Regions from separate parts of the Mus musculus genome. Here region 1 is linked to region 2. Evidence: chromatin contacts called from ENCODE POLR2A ChIA-PET data. All regions are on one chromosome and are shown on one strand. Each heading gives the region's core, a stretch centred on a gene start or an enhancer-like site at or near the end of the contact. The rest is flanking DNA. Distances are from core to core; before and after follow the strand shown.

Region 1 (5,441 bases), core at 1,067-3,566, 130 kb after region 2:
GCCTGGCATACAATAGAAGACACGCAGCCGAGTGTTGATTGTGCAAGTTCATTTATTGATTAAGTTTGTCTCATGGACTCTCATTTCCTCGAAAGTCCTTTGTCCCTGAAAGTCCTGAACAGCCTGAATGTTTGGAGGTGCCCAGGAGTCAAGGGAGCAGACACTCTCCTGGCTTCCTAACCACAGGGGCTACTCCTGGGATCTGGGAAGAACACTTGACTTGAGTTTATGCGTCTGGGTTTAAAATGGAATGCCACTCCTTTCCAGTGTTACTTTGGGCAAGTTGAGCGGTAGGTAGATTGAGGAAACAGTCTCAGAAATACTAATACGAAGGTTAAGTGAGACACTATACAAAGACGGCCTTGACCGCAGAATGCACTGTGCTGGGGGGGTGACCTCTCCTGGGAATGAATGCGTTTGCTCTGACTCAACTGTCCTGGCGGTGCTGGTCTCATGATGTGTGGAGCTTGTGACCTGAGCCGCAGGGAAGCAGCAGACCTTCCTGTTTCTGGCTGTTCCTGCCCTAAAGATGCAGCTGGAGTCTGTCATCTTCAGGCACTGTGGGTGAAGAGGTGCTCTAGCCCTTTGCCACCTGTGTGTCCTCTCATCTTTCTTCCTGTGGTGTTCAGGTCACTGCTGGATGCCTACTGGCCACTGTTTTTTGTTTTGTTTTGTTTTAAAGCAGCCTTGTAAAGTGGCCTTCATCCCTTTCGCTGTCCCCATATCCATGGCAACATGGATGCTAGGCTGGGAAACTGACTTATTTCCCAGGTAAAATTCATCAGGCTGGACAGCATGGAGCCACTCAAGGCTCTCTCCCCTCACAGCTCCCACAGAGCAACTTGGCTTCAGGTTGGAGCGGAAATCCCTGGAAAGCTGTGTGGATGGATTAAGATGGGGCTCTGTGGGCACCCGGAGTGGGTTTAGCTGCCCTGGATAGCTGCTGTTCTCTGCAGCGTCAGTGTCCCGCCTTATTGAGCCCAGGGTGTGGGCTTGCTGTGGGTGGTAGGACCTCTACAGCCTTCTTCCCTGCCTGCCACCCAACCTCAGTGAAGAACCTAGTTCTGTGGCAACGGTGCAGCGAAGCCCACGTTGCTGCTGCTGCTGCTGCTGCTCAAGGGGCTGAGCTCTAGTGAGGTCATGAGACACCCTTAGAGGTGAAAATGAAGAATGTGGTGAGAAACAAATTGTCAACAAGAGAGGGAAAAGCGACCAGGATCTGATTGGTGCTGCTGGCGCTAAGGAGGAGATGACAGCCCAAGTACATTTGTCACAGTGACTGGGGTCTCCGGTTATAAGTCTGTCTTATTCACCAGCCTGGACTCATTTTACACTTAAATACCAACAAGATTTTTTTCTAAAAGGAAATGATAATTATATCATTAGAAGAAGCAGGATACACATTTTTATGTCCTTGGACTAGTTAGTAGTTTCTTAGACACAAACACACACACACACACACACACACATGCTCCCCTACACACAGGCACATACACACATGAGCATGTGGGCACACACACTTACACCTCAGTATTACAAAGAAGCAACCCAGTTTAAAGAAATGAACAGGGACCTCAATGTATGTTTCTTCCAAGAACATTTTTATTTTCGATTTTTAAAACCGTTTGAACTGGAACATAGGAACAATTGGTTTCATTATGACATCTGCCCACATCCGTATCATTTTCTTCGCTCACATCCCTATGGTCACCTTGTGCTGTTCCCTTCTGGTGGCTCCGTCCTTTCCCCTCTGTCCAGACCCCTTTACCTTTTATATCATATTTATGTTTAAATTGAGATTTTTTTTGCATGTGAAAGAACACATGTGATATTAGTCAAAGAAAAAATTAAATGGCTAATCAATCCATGAAGATGCTTGACAACTGAACCTGTGAACAAGTGACCTGTCACATCACACCCAGTCATCATGAAGTGGCTGTCATTTAAAAGATATTACAAGGATGCAGAGCAATGGCCATCAGAGGCTTCTATTGGGAGTATAAATGGTGCCTCCTTTTTAGAGAACAGTCTAGTACTTTCTAACAGACTGATAACAGTTACCAGAAGACCGGAGGTCCTACTCATTAGAAAAGAAACCACGTGGGGCTGGGGGAACCACTAGGTAGGTAAAGCAGAATTCCCAGGCAGGGTGGAGGCTGCTTGTAATCCCAGCACTGGGGAGGCAGACCTGAGATCATCAGAGCCAAGGAGCTAGCTAGACTATCCAGAGTCGGTGAGCTCTGTGTTCAGTGGGAGACTCGGCCTCAATGAAAGGAGTGGAGAGCGATTCAGAAGACGTCTAACGTCCACTTTGTGCCTCCTCACACGCATGCACACTCTTGAGCAAACCGTACCATGTAGCAAAATGCCGTTGGACCACAAAAAGGCTGAGGGCCTGTACATCGGTGTACTGAGGAGAAGCAGCCAGTCACACAGAATCAAATGTCCCGTGATGTGTGCTGCTCAGAATAGTCAAGTAGACCTAGAACTGTTCTCCTGGTCACCTTAGGGAGGCAGGAGGAATGGGGAGGAGCTGTGGCAGGGCTGGGGCTTTGGGGCGTCACAGGAAGGGAGTATAAAATGTATAAAAATGTAAAAATGTATAAAGTTGGCTATGGTTATGCAAGTTACACAACTCAGGCTGACGAGAGCTACTAATCACATCGCTTGGTGCATTAGTTCTATATGTGAACTTTATCTCAATAATACAAATTGGAAAGCACGGTGTCTGTCTCACAGGGTTCTGCGGAGGTGTCATATAACAGTTCTCCCAGCATGCAGCAGTGTTTGGGAATCCACAGCCATGGCTGTTAAATCCTCCGCTGGGGCTGGGGAGAGCTAAGTGGTGCTTGTTTTGCAGAGGGCCCAAGTTCGATTCCCAGCATCTACATGGTGGCTCACAGTCGTTCCTAGTCCCTGTTCCAGGGGATCCAACAGGCACACACACGGTGCATGCAGGCAAAACATCCGTGCACATAATAAATAGGTAGATAGATTAGATAGATTAGATAGATTAGATAGATTAGATAGATTAGATAGATAGATAGATAGATAGATAGATAGATAGATAGATAGGTAGATAGGTAGATAGGTAGATAGATAGATAAAGACAATCAAATAAATAATAGGATAATTAAATAAATCCTCCTTTGGCGCCAACAGCAGTCAAAAAAAGCCCAGGGCTGGTGAAGGTCAATATTCCCTCCTCCCTTTCTGTTGCTAATGGCTGTCTGAGAACAGCCAGCATTGACAGGAGTTTGTGCAGAATTCCAGGAAGTGGGGTATGCTGGGTGACTGCTGCTAACTCTGGCTACATAGCTGGATCCCTAGTTCTGATTCATGCAGTCTGAGTGGGACTGACAGGTGCTCCCAACTGGTGTCTATTGGTTGAAACCCTCATCACGGTAGAAAGCAGCCGGGTCTCTGTGTGTAGGGCAGGAGGCTTCCTGAATATTGCCCTTGATGGTCAGTAAGCTGCTTTTGCAGACGTCAGCATTCATCTGCTCCAACCTCAGTGTGAGGGAGGTGAGAGGACCATCCGTTGTCAGAGGATGGAGACTCAAAAAGACCAAGCCACCAGCCAGAGCCTCACTTGTAAGCATGACTTTATCCTACTTAAAAGAAAGCTGTCTTTTGGTATTCAGATCTGTCTATACAGTTACCTAACCTAAGGATTTCTGGTGCCAGGGCGTTCTGCTTTGCATACATTTCAGAATAAGCCTTCCTCAGACTTGTCTTTAGCGGATGAATACCCAGAGAGGCAGGCGGGCATCGCTTTTTGTTGTTGTTGTTTTGTTTTGTTATCTGTCCACCCATCTGCTTAGCTCCCTAGCTCCCAGCCCACTGATCTGCTGGTGTAAGTTCAGAGTCCAACCCTTACCACTTCCTCAGCTAACTCTGAGTTTGATACTTTGTATCAATCAAAGCATCCCTTGCCATTCCCACTGATTACGAGGATTGATACAGTTAGGGGCCCTTGAATGAAATTCTGCCGTTTTCTAGATTTAGCTTTTGGGGTGTCAAACAGACAAAGGGCCTTTGTTGCTAAAACCGTCCTGGAATCCATTGGTTGGTACTGCTGCTCATCACTGCGTGGTCCACAGGCCAGTGTGCTGGCAGCCAGGAGTAGGCTTGAAGTGCCATCCTGGGTTCCTTCCAAGCTGACTTTGCAAAGGGTGGGGTCCAGGGCTCCTTCAGGCAATAAGCCATCAGGATTTGGATGCTGTTAGGTGAATTTGTCTTCCAGCCCTGCCTGGCAAGTTCCTATCTGAGAAATGACTGACAAGAATCTAAAACCACATTTTTCTTCTAATTTACTTCCAGCTTCTTGCAAGGATCCGCCTGCCCTCGGGCACTTAGTAAAGCATGCGCGACCTGGATCTGTCCAACCAGAGGTTGGTCTGACTCAGCAGTTCCAAACCACTTATTTCCATGTCCTGAGATCTCTGGCCTGACATCAGCAGCGTCCACACCCTGAGGACTTTACCCAATTCATTAAGCTGGCTCCTTTGGTTGTTATAAGAGGGACAATCAGATAAACTGTTCCCATGTCCAAGGAGCCTGCATTTGCTGTGGCTGCCCTTGAGTTCTTAACTGTTCTAGGACTAGGGAGGAGTCACTCCATCCCTCTGGCAGGGACAGTTGTCTGCCATACTTCATCTGTGTTAGTACCCAGGCCCTTCCTTGCCCATCTGAACTGTCACTCTAATGGTATAATCCTTCTGTCCTCCAGGCCAGGCATCCCTGACTGTGACCTCATTTGACCTTGTCACGTGCAGAATTTTTTATTAGCCAGCGTTCAGTTCCCTCGATGGAGAGGTGGCCGTTCTGCTGAGTGATTTGTCAGTGATCTATTTCTTGCGCCTGAGAGAAATTGGCTGAAATCTGTGGTTTGGCTGCACGGCCTGCATACAGATGAAACGGAACTGCCTTGGTGGAGAATAATTAAGCTCGGGACCTTGTTTTTCACCTTCACAGTGAAAGACAAATGACTTCCAAAGGCTTTAATGGGTTGGCACTTGAAAAGGGCGACTTTGGCCAACTCAGGCTTTCTGAGCCTCCCTGTTCATAAATATTCTATGCAGTGCCTGAGCCTCCCTCGAATGGTATAGGGAGTCAGTGCGTGAGAGTTTATCCCTCAGTTTGTAGGCCAGTGGCTTCCAGACATTTCACACCACACACCATTGTTCAGAGAATCCATTTTTGGAACTGGGGAGATAGTTCAATCAATAGAGTGCTTGTTGCATAAGCATGGAGACCTGAATCCGATCTCCGGCACCAATTTAAAAGCCAGATGTAGTGGCACAGGCCTCTGATCCCAGGGCTGAGGCGGCAGAGACTGGAGGGTCCTTCCTCAGTGGTCAGCCAGTCTAGACAAGCTTCAGGTTTTGTAAGAGGCTCTGCCTATTAATAAATAGGTAGGTAGGTAGGTAGATAGATAG
Region 2 (5,395 bases), core at 1,628-4,127:
TAGAGGGTGATCTAATCAAAGGTGGCTTTGCACAATGCATAGTTTCACAAGAGAAACACCACCCAGAGTGAGAGGAGGAAGCTGGAAGCTTGCAGTAGCCTCAGAAGAACGAGGAGGAGGGTGCCAACCAGGAAAGGAGGAAGCACAAAACAGGGGTCCTCTGCAGCTGGGGGTTGGAGAGACAGCACAGGCTTTAGAGCTAGCTTCAAGTCCAGACTCCTTTGCTGTGAGGCCTTGGCTGGCTTACTCTGCTGTCCCAGTTTTCTTCTACATAAATACCTGCCCAACTCACGGCTGTGCCAGGGTGCAAGCTGAGCTGTCGTTTATAAACGCACTAGACACTACAGGGCACTAGGTGATATGAATGAAGGTCCCAGCTTCTGGCTTTCCTTCAGCACCACCCTTTCTGGGTTCCCTCAAGGTCTAGGTTATCTCCGGTCTGTCCATAGTTGTTGACCTTCAGCAGGTCTCTCCAAGTCCTAGACTCATCGGTTTCTCCTGTGTGAGGTAGGCCTAATTATATCTGCCTCCAAAGACTCAGGAGCATAAAGTCAGGCATTATCATTAGGAATGAGGGGGAAGCCCTGTAAAGATGAACAGGGTTCCAAAAATCCTACAAGTTTTAAGGAAGACAGGACTCATGGACTCAGAATGAGACAGGCTCAGCAGCTTTTGGGGGGTGGGAAGAAGTGAGGGAAGACTGGGCTGGGCCATGAGCATTTGTCATTTCTCAAGTAACCAGAAATGATGGGGCCTCACGAGGTGTGAGCCTCTTCGCTCTAGGAACTATTCAGCTGCAGGGCTAAACTGAGGGTGTGGACCTAGTGAGGCTGGGTGCCAAGACCCATAGGTTCTTCTACCCTCCTTCCATGGAGGGAGGGGGGCTTCGGCATCTAAGGGTGTGTGCTGGGTGGGCCTTGGCAGCCTTATTGTTGTTGCCTGTGTGTGGGAATGGCCCAGGGACATCTTGGCCCAGGAGGGGGACTCTTGGGCCTAGTAAGCTAGGAACCTGCCCGCACAGCTCCCCAGAGCTGCCATTCCAAGCCTTCACTGAGGGCACCCAGGGATTGATTGCCAGCTATTATAAGAGAGGTGGGGGAAGGAGAGTTGTGGGAGCCACATTCAGCTCAATTCCCTTCAGCTACATGCACGGAAAAGTACTAACTGGGCTATGCAAATGACTGGGTCTTTCTGTCAGTTCTTTCTGAAGAAGGAAGCCGGTTGCAAAACCATATAGTGCTAGAGTGTTGCAATTACAATGAATCGGGAATCATAAAATGGACCCCCCCCACTCTTGACAGCTCTTGCCCCCTGTAACACACTGGGGTGTCTGGTAAACCCGAAAAAGGCCAGGGGTCTCCCGTTAAGCAAGCTATTCTTTGGGGATCCCAGACACAGTTTGAGGCTAAGCAAACTCGTCTTTGGAGCTGCTGTTTGGGGAGCACAGAGGAACCTGGAAATCTCCTTCCAATTTCTAGTGACAGCTACAGGGTGGACGCTGGATGGCTTCAGCAAGCCCCAAAGCAGCTTTGTGGGAAGGAGACAAGCAAGCAAGCAAGCCCCACAAAATCAAAACGAACAAACCAACACAGCCAGCTTTCAAGGCCGTGAGGGTGCAGATACTGGTTGTGCACTGGAGGGGAAATGCTGGTCTTTTTCTTCTCTTCACTGGTCTGTTCTTCATGGCTGGTTTTTTGGTTGTTTCTGGTGAGCACGCAATGCTTAGAAGATATTTTAAAATGTTATCAAGCAGAGCAGATTTTTTTTTTTAAGATAGAGGACAGCATAATTTGCCTTGCCCTTTCTTTCCAAAAAAAAAAAAAAAAAAAAAAAACCACACCCTTTGAAAATTCAGATAGTGAATATATACAGAAAGTTAAAAATGATTGTAATTCTTTGTCAACAGTTTTCACTCTAACTTTCCAATGACTACTTGAGTGTTTTGTTTTGTTTTTTGAAATTGGGTTTCTCTGTTGTAGCCTTGGCTGTCCTAGAGCTCAGTCTGTAGACCAGGCTGGTCTGGAACTCAGATATCTCCCTGCCTCTGCCTCCTGAGTGCTGGGATTAATGGTGTGTACCACCTCAGCCCAGAGTGATGTGTCTGCCTGCCTTTCTCTCTCTCTCTCTCTCTCTCTCTCTCTCTCTCTCTCTCTCTCTCTCTCTCTCTCTCTCCCTCTGTCCCTCCCTCCCTCCCTCCCTCCCTCCCTCTTTCTTTCTTTCTTTCTTTCTTTCTTTCTTTCTTTCTTTCTTTCTTTCTTTTTTTCTTTCTTTCTTTCTTTTTGGCTTTAGCTTGGCTTTTTCTTCTAGTGATGGGGGGCTTGAACCGAACTCTGTACACAAGCAGGTCTGTTGGCACAGACACATGTCTGAAATCCCAGAACTGGAGAGGTGGAGGCAGGAAGAGGATCACAAGTTCAAGGCTCCTTCAAACTACAAGATAAGTTTGAAACTAGCCTGAGTTAGGTAAGAAAAAACAAAAGAAACAAAAACCCATCACCCCCCCCCCCCCAAACCACCAAAACATCGAGGCCTCAATGCAGAATTCTGCATCTGACCCCAAGATGGGACACAGGCAAAACCGAGGCGCACTGAAGTGTTGTTTAACATCGTCTTCAGGTGCTAAGCATGGTGTGTGTGTGTGTGTGTGTGTGTGTGTGTGTTTTGGGGCTGAGGGTGGGATCTGTTTTTGTTCACTGTTGGTGTGTTGCAGGCTCCCAGTGGGCGTTTAAGGAAGGAGAACAAACCAGTTCATTTGAGACCTGTAAAATGCCCCCTACCCTTCTGCGGAAACGCTTCGATTCTAACTTGACGGATGACTGACTGACTAAGGAGCTGATTGGAGCAGGGAGCTGTGGGCTCTACTTAACCAGTTCCAGGTCTTTCTCCCGCTGCTTACGCTGCGGTGCTGTGATTTCCACCTTAATATTGAGTCGCTGCGCCCCCTTCTGGTAATTTTGGGATATGACAAGGACAAAATTCTTGTGGGCTGGGGGTTGGGGGGAGGGTGGGAGTGTGTGTGTGTGTGGGGGCTCTTTTGCTAAAGGCTGAGGAGCAAGCACATTCACTGTGAGGAACTCACTCACCCTGTTGAGGACCTCTGACTTCAGGAGAGGAATTGCTGGAACAGAAGGATCCTGGGGCTGGACGCTACCCTCAGCTACGGAGCCTTTTTTTTCCAGCAGGCTCTGCTGTTTTGCGCTGCGTACTCCCTTTTAAGGTTGGAAAATTTTCAAGTCAGGAATGCGTTATGACTTCCTCGTTTCTGTAGTTGTCCCCTTCACACCCCCCCCCCCCCAATTAAAAAGTCATGGTAAGCCACACAAATAGTATTCACCATCTTATTTCTATTGTTGATGGACACTCCGGGTTGCTTCTTTTTTTTTTTTCCCCCTTTGTGAATGTTGTTGATATTTAACCCGGGTGCAGATAGATACGTTGCCAGGTGATCTGCCTCAGATCGTTTGAGTATATGTTCAGAAGTAGAATCTCTAAGCTGGGCAGTGGTGGTGCATGCCTTTAATCCCAGCACTCGGGAGGCAGAGGCAGGCGGATTTCTGAGTTCCAGGCCAGCCTGGTCTACAAAGTAAATTCCAGGACAGCCAGCCAGGGCTACACAGAGAAACCCTGTCTCGAAAAACAAAACAAAAAAGTAAAAAGTAGAATTTCTGCATCACATATTGTTTTTATGTTTTTCTGAGGAATGGCCACACAGCTTTCCAGAGCTGCTGCAGGGTCCCCTCTTTAGGGCCTCAGTAAACTTGTCAAGAACATTTTGATGGGTTAAGGTGGCCTTGGTGCCTAGTGGTGACCTTGAGCTCTTTTTCATGAGCTTTCATTGGAGACTTCTCCATTCAGTTCTTTGCACTTTTTTTCATTGTTTATTAGTGTTTTGGGGGTGTTTTTCCTTTCTTTTGTTTTGCTTTTGTGGGGCTGAACATTAAAACTCAGAGTCTTGCACAAGCTCGGCAAGTGTAATTGTTGAATTACACCCCTAGCCTTCTTTGCTTCTCTCCACCCCCTAATTTTTGAACTGGATTTATGGGTTTTGGCTCTCTCTCTCTCTCTCTCTCTCTCTCTCTCTCTCTCTCTCTCTCTCTCCCCGCCCCCTCCTTTCCCTGGGTTTTGAGACAAGGTTTCTCTGTGTAGCCTAGGCTATCATGGAACTCACTCTGTAGAGCAGGCTGCCCTTGGATTCAGAGATTCTCTTGCTTCTGCCTCCCAAGTGCTGGAATCGAGTGTGTGTGTCGGGCTGCGCATCTGCTTTGTCTCTGGGGTGCTGGAGCGCTGCGGGCTCTGTTCAGGGGAGGCTTCACCGGATGAGAAAGAGACAGCTGGGTCAGGGTTGTGGTTCCTGGCGTCCTGTGTCTCCTCTGGGGACAGAGGAGAGTTGGAAATGAGGGTCTGAGGGTTTGCGCTTTCCCTGCCCGATGGGCAGGAAGGGGATGGCTGAGCCTGGAGCCTGGGATTAGGGCTGAATTCTGGTTGGTTCTGAGTGATTGCGGAGAGTACAGAAGGGCTAGGAGAGAGAAGGCCTTCTCTGGGAGATTTAGGTGTAGCTATTTGTGATGAAGGCCTTCCTCCCCTGCCCCCAGTGGCGGTCCCTGGTGAAGGAGACAGTCTTTGCTTGCCCAGACTGTCTTATTTGATGGTGAGTGTGAATGCATGCATCTTACTTGGGGTGAACCAGGGATGAAAGATGTTTGCAGGAAGGGATGGCCAGGAAGGGAAGCTCATTGGCTAAACACTCAGGGTTGAGCTAGACACCTCACTAGCATGGAGAACCCCAGGTTTGCATGCTAGGGTGTTATGGTCCTCTCAGTAGGGTGTCGTGGTTATGTGTTCCAGATCAGGTTCCAGATCTGGCAGGTTCCAGATCTGGCAGGGAGGGAGCTGCCCTCACGCCTACTGTTCTTAATTCTGAGATGTCCCAGGTTTAGGCTGTCTTAACCTTACCGGTTCTTCTGTCTGGTGACATGGTCCACTTGTTCCACGGGTATGCACCACCACCACCTGGCTGGTTCTTTATTTTTAATTAGTTCTTTATATATTTTGGATATTAATCCTTTGACAGATACATATGTGATTTTCAAATATTTTCTCTCATTCTGTTTGTTATTATCTTATTTTGTTGACAATTTTCCCCTTCTTTAATGATGGGGCTCAAACCCAGGACCTTGCATGTACCTGGCAAACATTCTACCAGTGAGCAACACACGCATCCTAAGAATGTCTTTTTGCTTTTTGTTTTGTTTTTTAAAAAATATTTACTTAATCATTTAATGTATGTGAGTACACTGTCGCTGTCTTCAGACACACCAGAAGAGGGCATTGGATCCCATTACAGATGGTTGTGAGCCACCATGTGGTTGCTGGGAATTGAACTCAGGACCACTGG

The links. ChIA-PET counts read pairs that join two places held with the same protein, here RNA polymerase II (POLR2A).
Region 1: POLR2A ChIA-PET joins it to region 2 with 10 read pairs in embryonic stem cell. The contact joins two enhancer-like sites. POLR2A ChIA-PET finds 5 or more read pairs at or near these places in 3 of 5 experiments (Patski and embryonic stem cell).

The regions. Positions count from the first base shown.
Region 1 is chr12:85,615,282-85,620,722 of GRCm38, forward strand. All of the region lies in intron 2 of Jdp2 (Jun dimerization protein 2), which reads left to right. Among named protein-coding and RNA genes, the nearest start is that of Jdp2, 19 kb to the left of the region's middle. Within about 2 kb of position 2,317, at least 1 of the 3 ENCODE cell types and tissues checked has a DNase peak (open chromatin) inside an H3K27ac peak, as active enhancers do.
Region 2 is chr12:85,489,379-85,494,773 of GRCm38, forward strand. No RefSeq gene overlaps it. Among named protein-coding and RNA genes, the nearest start is that of Fos, 18 kb to the left of the region's middle. Within about 2 kb of position 2,878, at least 1 of the 3 ENCODE cell types and tissues checked has a DNase peak (open chromatin) inside an H3K27ac peak, as active enhancers do.